Linked DNA regions of Homo sapiens: region 1 is linked to region 2. A link is an interaction called in ENCODE POLR2A ChIA-PET data of the cell type or tissue named here. Cell type or tissue: PC-3. All regions are shown on one strand. Each heading gives the region's core, and the rest is flanking DNA. Links, peaks and the distances in the headings are about the cores only. Region 1 has its middle 98 kb from the start of LINC00845. Region 2 has its middle 27 kb from the start of LINC00845.

Evidence for each region. ChIA-PET counts read pairs that join two places held together with the same protein. Peaks named below come from ENCODE experiments on the same cell type or tissue, not always from the same donor. Only the 100,000 strongest peaks of a DNase experiment are listed, where the experiment ranks them.
Region 1: POLR2A ChIA-PET joins it to region 2 with 6 read pairs; 1 of 35 experiments calls an interaction of 5 or more read pairs at or near these places.

The regions. Positions count from the first base shown.
Region 1 is chr10:61,112,602-61,116,942 of GRCh38, forward strand. No RefSeq gene overlaps it. Among named protein-coding and RNA genes, the nearest start is that of LINC00845, 98 kb to the left of the region's middle. In PC-3, for the core only: no CTCF peak of the experiment used is centred there; no DNase peak of the experiment used is centred there; H3K27ac peaks cover 474 bases.
Region 2 is chr10:61,041,333-61,045,733 of GRCh38, forward strand. No RefSeq gene overlaps it. Among named protein-coding and RNA genes, the nearest start is that of LINC00845, 27 kb to the left of the region's middle. In PC-3, for the core only: no CTCF peak of the experiment used is centred there; no DNase peak of the experiment used is centred there; H3K27ac peaks cover 348 bases; H3K27me3 peaks cover 193 bases.

The DNA.
Region 1 (4,341 bases), core at 1-4,000, 71 kb after region 2:
ATTTGTGTCTTGATATCTTTGATGATAGGAACCACTGATTAAGACAATCAGATCTGAATTCCCTTCCAATCAAGCTTTTTCTTTGTGCAATAATATGGAAGTAATCTTTCTAGGCCTGTCTATCACGGAGCTAGATGGGACTGGGCTTTTGAGAATGGAGAGTGAATGAGTTGGTTTGTGATTTTATGCCTGTGAATGTGAACACTGGACTCTGTATAAATAATGTTGTATGTTTATGCTGGTAATGGGAACAGTATAGGAGAGAGGGAGAAAGAAACTGTCTGTTGTGCAGATGAAAGTGTGTTTCACTTGGGATTTTTTTGATTATCCAAGACATCATAAACCTATTAAAAAAGAATTTGTTGGCTCTGGTAACTTAATATTCAGTTGTAGATTTAGCTTCAATCTCTGTTGGCTGCAGGGATCCAAATGATGTAATCAGGCCCTGGTTCTCTTTCAAAGTCTGTCAGCTAGCTATTCTTCTCTCTATTGGAGTTATTCTCAGATAAGTAGTCTGTTGTGTTAAAAATATTACCTCTACCAACTTTAACTTAATTATTTTAGATTCAAGTCTCATGAGAAAGAACACTTCCCTTAGTGTCAGAGTTGCAGCAAAATTGTGTCTTATTTGCTCTGATTTGGCCTTTTGGTCATCCTTGAACAATTATTATGGCCAGAGAAAGGAAATGCCCTGATTGGCTAGACTAGTGTCACATGGTCACTCTATCCTAGGTCTGAAGACGGGAGTTAAGTCAATATGAAGTTTGCTAGTTGATAATGGGTGAAGGGGTTATTTGTTAGAAGAGAATTGGGGTTCTGTGGTGACCTAGCCTCCATTTCTTCATCCTTTGGCCTTTTGAGACTTTTATAATTACAGTATTTTATGATGCAGAACAGTCTTTTTTTTTTTTTTTTTGTTGAGTGGCTATCTGGAATTGTTATATGCTTCTGAAATACTTGAATATACTCATGTCCTATATCGATGTTTGTAGTTCCTCATTCAAATCATCTGCAATAGTTTTATAGCTAGAGGCAGATTCAATGGTTTTGGACTCTGGATACACATTAGAAATACCTGGAGAACATTTATGAGGAGATTACTGGCTTTTCTGTAGATATTCTGATGTAAGTCATCTAAAGTGAGACCAGGGCATTGAAGATTCACTGTAAAATCAGGATGAGAACCATAGGTTAACAAATTCTGGAGCAAATCAACTATAGAATTTCTTGGGAGGTAGGTGGATTTTACTTCCTGAAGTGTTTGATAGTTTCCTTTAGCCATTATATGTTGACATCCTTTATTTCAATGCTGTTTGATTTTGAGTTAAGACTCATTGCTAGACATGCTGGGTTAGCAAAGGGGATGATGAGAATGAAGGTGGGAATGGCAGGAGAGTAGATACAGCTATAAGTGAGATGCTTTTCCTTAAAGACCTCTGAGAAGCCACAATAAAAATAGCCCACCTTGAAAATCTACTTGGTGAAACACTCATTTACTGATATCTAGGCAGAGGGCACATGGCGGATGTTTTCCTTCGATTCTTAGCTGCCTGCCATTAACTGTTTCTTTCTAGCTGGGGGACTTCAAAAGACAACATAGCACTTGTATGTATATCCAGCTGTCCCATGCTGTGGACTTCGGTTTTAACCAGGTTCCTTTCAAGCCCTATTTTCAGTTTCTACAAGTGGCTTAGAAGAGAGGTGTTTCTAATGGACCATTTCAAATAAATAGATAGACTCAGAAAAATAGTGACCCAGAGGGTGCCTGGATAGTGTCTACTTCCTAGCTACATAAGACATTTCAGCATAAGCATCATGGGCACTAAATGTTTGCAAAGGTTCGAACACTGTTTCCAAATAATAATGAATGAAAATCTTGTACTTTCTTTTTTACCTTTAATTCTATATTATTTTTTCCTTTGCCTTAAATTCATAGCCAATTACAGTAACAGAGGTGAATATTTTCGTGAGATCTCAGATGCCAATATCCAGAAGTACGCGGCTGGCTCCAGTATTTTTGAAAACGTAAGAACTGTTCTCTTAACATTTATTTATTTATTTATTTATTTATTTATTTATTTATTTATTTATTTTGAGATGGAGTTTCGCTCTTGTTGCCCACGCTGGAGCGCAATGGCGCGGTCTCGGCTCACCGCAACCTCCGCCTCCCGGATTCAAGCGATTCTCTTGCCTCAGCCTCCCGAGTAGCTGGGATTACAGCCATGTGCCACCACACCCGGCTAATTTTGTATTTTTAGTAGAGATGGGGTTTCTCCATGTTGGCCAGGCTGGTCTTGAGCTCCCAGCCTGAGATGATCCGCCTGCCTCGGCCTCCCAAAGTGCTGGGATTACAGGCGTGAGCCACTGCGCCCGGCCAACATTTATTTATGTGTTAATTTTTGCCGGAGAGCCAAGAGTTTGCCTTTGCCTTGCCAGTCTTCATGTCTGTAGATTGAGGTGGAGATAGGGACCTATTGGAGTTGTTGGTCTTCAGTCTACTGTCCTCCAACCAACCTCTCTCTTTTCAGCCTGTTTCTCCTTCTTGTCCATAGGCTCACAACGTTTTATCCTGGAGCCTGTTTAGTTCTATTGGCTCCCTGGCTGCCATTAGCCTTATATTCCCTTTGGTAGATTCTGGACTGTGGATTATTACACTGTTTTATCCATCAGCATATTTACATCTGCTTTCCAATTCCAGAAATGTGAAGAATTGCCTTTTTCTCCCATTGTCTGTGTTCTTATGCTTATAGTCCTTTTTTGGTGGGCTTTTTGATGGAAAGGGAGGGGAATACCTGGTTTCCCAACCTGTACCTGTAAGTTCTTTGTTTTTGTTTTTGTTTTTTCCTTTTTTTTTTTAACCATATCATGTGTGATATGGTTCTTCATTCACTTAATGAAACACACCATAATAGTGCTTTTGGAAGTAAATGTACTCAAATCTGTTAGTTTTACACATAAGGATATGGATGAGCGACAGCATTATTCATGTGGAGGAAGGAAAAATGAAGCTTAATGTTGCTTCTACTGCCAAAGTCTACTATGAGACTTTGGAAAACAATTTAAAAACCAAATAGGTGAGAGCTTTTATAATGTAATTTGTAACATTTTATAAGGATGACAAATGTCCTAGAATTAAAAGAATGAACCTTTTGGGCAGACTATAGGACATTCATCTAAGAATAAATTACTTTGGAACTTCTGTTCCTTCTTTAATATTTGTAAGCAGTTTTTACCCAAGGCATAATGCCAAGCAGTTTCAAAAGTATAAATTATTACCCGTAGCTCACACCATTTTATCCTTTTTTTCTATTTAATTAAATGTGCCTCTCATCTCTCTATCAAGAGGAATAAAACTCAATTGTGATGTATTTAGTCCTTTCTAGTTTATCTTTCTGGTACTTTTAAAAGGTAGCTCCATGCCATATGCTATGCACCAGAATGGCTGTAAATAATCATAAAATTAAATGCCAGAATTTACCACTACATGTGGTTTCTCATTAAGGTTTGATGTGGCTTCTCTAAACTGAAAATGGTTGAAGGGTTGATTCCTTGTATTATCAAGCTGTTTTCTGAGCTTTCTTGCTGGCCCACCTACCTGGATATATAATTAACTTCAGCTCTGGAAGGCTTCTGATAGATTTGGGCTACATCTTTGGGAAAATAAGAGGTTATTCTCTGAAACACATATGTGCTTCAGAATAGCAACTCCAAAGTATCTTCAGTGGCTGTTCCCTAATATGATGGCAACCATATGTTCTGGATATTCCCTACCAATACTATGTCATGTACCCTGATCTGGGGTTTGGAAAATACAGCCAATACCATATGTAACACTAAGTAGGGAGAATAGATCAGGCTGCTATTGCTAATGAGCTAAATGTTATTTTAAGACAAAGCCCAAACTAACCCAGACTATATCAGTCATTATTTTAGATTCATTACTTTAATTTTCTTCTTTAAATAATACTGTATTCTAGAGAATTAAAAATTTTCATAATGAGAAACCATGGCTCTATGATAACAAATCCATTTAGGGAAGAGATTATAGACAGTAAAATCAATAGAGATTAGATTATTCATATTTTTAGCTCAGTTGTTTTGATATTCTTCTTTAGATATTGTGCTATAGAGAATTAGGAATTTCCAAATATAAATGACAATGGTCCTATGCTCACAAGTCAATTTAGAGAAAAGATTATATAAATTAAACTTAAGTTTTTCTGTGTGTGTGTGTGTGTGTGAGTGTGTGTGTTTCTGTCATGATGGCAACAAGTAAACATTAACTCCACTAAACAGTGTTTTAATATTTCCTTATCTTCCAATGGACTGTGTTTCATTCTA
Region 2 (4,401 bases), core at 99-4,098:
TAAAACAGACCAATGGGCTCTCTGTAAAATGGAACAATCAGCAGGATGTGGGTGGGGCCAGATAAGAGAATAAAAGCAGGCTGTCCCAGCCAGCAGTGGCAACCTGCTTGGGTCCCCTTCAATACTGTGGAAGCTTTGTTCTTTCATTCTTTGCAATAAATGTTGCTACTGCTCACTCTTTGGGTCCACACTGCCTTTATGAACTGTAACACTCACTGCGAAGGTCTGCAGCTTCACTCCTGAGGCCAGTGAGACCACGAACCCACTGGGAGAAATGAACAACTATGGACGCACTGTCCTAAGAGCTGTAACACTCACCACGAAGGTCTGCAGCTTCACTCCTGAAGCCAGCGAGACCACAAACCCACCAGAAGGAAGAAACTTCGAACACGTCCAAACATCAGAAGGAACGAACTCCAGACACGCCGCCTTTTAGAACTGTGACACTCAAACGGCAACACTCACCGCGAGGGTCCACGGCTTCATTCTTGAAGTCAGTGAAACCAAGAACCCACCAATTCCGGAAACACTGGGATTACATGCCAGTGCCCAGCCGGTTGTCCTTTTAAGAACAGGAGATTAGGATGCACAGAGAGACACCAGGGATGTGGGTGCACAAAAGGGTGACTATGTGAAGAGGCAGAAAGAGGGCAGCCATCCACGAGCCAAGCAGAGAGACCACAGGAGAAACCAAGCCCGCTAATGCCTTGATCTTGGATGTTCAGCTTCGAGAACTGTGGAAAATAAATTTCTGTTGTTTAAGCCACCCAATCAGAGGTATTTTGTTATGGCAGTGCTAACAAACGAATATGCTAAATTCCTGGATAATCAGTTTGGCACCTAAAAGCTGAGGGGTTTGTCAGTAAAGGGATTGTACCCTAATAAGGTGTTCCTGCTTGAAGTAAGTAAAATTCTCCCTTATGGATATTTTTCCCTAATCAGAAGGTTGGAATTGGCTACTATTTCCAGAAGAGTGAAGTAACCCTCCTCAATATGCCACTTGCTTTTTTAGTTGGAAAGACTATTAGCTATGTATTACCGGCACATAAAGAGAATTGTTTGTGACAGTGATCTAGCAAATATCAAAATTTGCCTCAGCAAAGAGTTAAAAAGCAAAGCAAAACAAAAAATCCTTGATATTTAAAGAGCTTGTGTCCCTTACTCCAGAAAAAATTTTCTGCAATTCAAAAAGTTTTCTGCATCAGGCTTTGTGCTGGCTTCAACAGAGGATATATACTCAATTGGAATAGGGCTTTAAATTGGTTTCATGACAAAGGCTATGAATTTTACTAGGTGACTCAAATTATTCATGAGAGAGAGAAGATCTTGATTTATGCTCTAGTTTTGTGTAAATTTCATTTTTGTAAAGTAAATCACTTTTCCCATTGACTCACATTACAACTTGAGAGACTCTTTATCTTCTTTTCTGAGTAACCTCCTATTGACAAAGGCTTTTTGCACTTCTGTGCAAGCATTTAATGACCTAAAAGCAAACTCTTAAATGAAGCATAACTATTTTCAGAAACTGCAAGAAAACCATATATTCATCCAACAAACATAGCAAGCACTGAATGCCAACTAAGTGGCAGAGGCTGTGGATTCAAAGACACTGACCTCCTGTCTTCAAGATCTTTACTGTCTTTGGTAGATTGAAAAAGTCTTTTGAGAAGCAAATAATCAGCCCTCACATGCAAATGCTCTGTAATATACATATATTGGATGTTCTTAAAAATTGAATTATATAACTGTCAAAAATAAGCAAGACTAGATAACTACTTAAAGTGGTAAGTATAGATATTTATCAGCAATAGCTATTATAACAGGGAAAAGTACCCAGCCTGAACTGAACTCAATTTCAATTTGTACAGGGGTGACTGGGGATTTTAAAGGGAGAATGAGGGAGTAGGGAGGGAAGTGAAAAATTATAAAAAGCTGCATGAGGTTGGTCCATGTTCATTCCCTTTGGGCTCAGTAGTTGTAGCTTATCCAAGGTACAGTTCTTTCCCTGCTTCTCCACCCCAGAGACTTTGGAGACAGGACTTGTATCTACATGGTGGCTGGAAAAAACAGTAAATGCTTTGGGCAGTCTTGAGTTTTCTCAGGCAGGCACTTTAAGCAGGGCTAGGGTCATCCCTAGGGTCATTAACGGATATGGCCTTCAGCTGTTAGAAATGATACTAGAATGTGTTCAAGTCTTTATTGGCCAAGGTTGAAGCCTAGTTCAGAAGAGAGCTCAAAGGAGCCTGGCTGAAGTTTGGTCAAGGAGAGAATCTTTGTCAAACACCATAAAGAATTTCGTCATTGTTTGCTCAGATCCAGTCTCGTAGACACCACTAAAATTGATGTCATGTGTATCACCAGCATTTCCATGATCATTTTATTGCTTTGGATGTACAGGAATTCTTAATCTGGAATTAAGTACTTTAAAAGGTGTATTACCTAAAATTGATGTAATATCAAATGTGTATGTGTACATGTAGATTTTTCTGGGAAGAGAGTTCATTACTTTCATCAAATTTGCAAAAGAATCTCTGACACTAAAAATGATTCTTTTGGGCTGGGAGTAGTGCCTCACACCTGTAATCCTAGTACTTTGGGAGGCCAAGGCAGGAGGATAACTGGAGGCCAGGAGTTCAAGACCAGCCTGGGCAAGAGTGAGGACCTGTCTCTATAAAAAATTTAATAAAAAGTATTTTAAAAATATTATTTATTGTCTTGGTCCAGTATCCACAGATAATATTTCTAAGAATCCAGCTTCACTACAAACAATTTGAGAGAATTTATTTCTATACAAGAAGCATTTATTGAAAACCTAACATGGTCATTGCATTGCACTAGCCCTTGTAGGGTCAATGTGGAATCTTGAGATAGATCTGAAGAAACCATAACATTAAAAAAAAAATTAAATAGAGGTGGGGTTCCACTATGTTGCCCAGGCTAGTCTCACACTCCCAGGTTCAAGTGATCCTCCGACCTTGGCCTTCCAAAGTGCTAGGATTACCAGTGTGAGCCACTGCGCTTGGCTGGTAGCATTTTTTTTTTTTTTAAATGAGGGAATGGGTGTGGGGTGGGTAAGGCTAGTTGACAGGAATAGCATCAGGATGGACAGTTGCCATGAACAGCTAATAGTTCTATTAGGAACTATATAATATTTGTGCAGAAATCTTATTAAACATCGATGGCTAGTTACGTAAGGGAATTTTAAAAATATTGTGCCAGCCTGTAAGTAGTAAGCAATTATTGACTTGAAATGTTTTATTGCATGGAAAGCATTACTAACATAGAGTATTTTCCATTTTCTAGTCAAGTTTTTCCTCATTATTTCTCTTGGGCTAATATTGTTTGGACACAATGAACACATTAACAGTACCCACCCTTGAATGCTCTTTAGAAAAACACAAAGTATTTATTGATTCTTTATGGGTTTTTATACCTAATTAAAGCTGGTTAGAATCAACAACCTTAACAACAATGTGTTGTATTCTCCCTGCTGCTAAAAAACAGCAGGAAAACATTTTTTAAGCAACAGAGTCATGCTGCAAGTTAGAAGTAAATGAGCACTTTCCAACAATAAGATCTGCGAAATTACTGCATTTATATCCTTTCCTTAATCCCTATTATGAAGATCATACAATGAAGAATATCTCTGTATAATGAAGGCTGTTGCTAACTCAAACACGATACCACAAAGCAGGATGCCATCTGTTAGAATAATGTTGGAACCTCTAATTTTACAATTGTTGGGAGCCCATCATTACTTTTCTATTTATTTAAAATATATATTCAAAAACTTAATGCTTCAAGCTTCATAATAAGGCTTTGGTGATAAGTTCTATAAAAACATGTCACTATACTTTTCTCTGTGCTTGTCAGGCAATGTCTTTTACAAAGGAACAAAGGAAACCTCTAATATTGAATCCAAGACATTCATAACTCAAAGAAAACAGATTGACAAAAACAGTCTATCAATTTTATTTATTGTGAGTTCTGGTACATGGAGTGGATGTTTGGACTCCATTATAGGAGTGGTGGATGTTGTAGCATTCTGGTCTTGATTCTTCAAGCTGTGTGAGCACTCTCACCCTGGGTCATTCTCAGGCAACTTGTTTCCCTAAAGGCACAGCAGACAGGCAGGAGCTCAGTTATTTCAGAGAATCTGGGAAAATGAAGAACATCAGTTGAGATCCAGGGGGCTTATCATACTGCTGAGTATAGCTGCTGGCTAGCAGAAGCCATAGGAAGCTGATTTGTCAGCTATCTGAAGGAAGACTTTCATTGTTTTTGTTTTTTGAGAAGCCGTGTCACCATGTTGCCCAGGCTGGAGTGCAGTGGCGCAATCATGGCTCACTGTAGCCTTGACCTCCCCAGGCTCAGGTGATCCTCCCACCTCAGTTTCTGTAT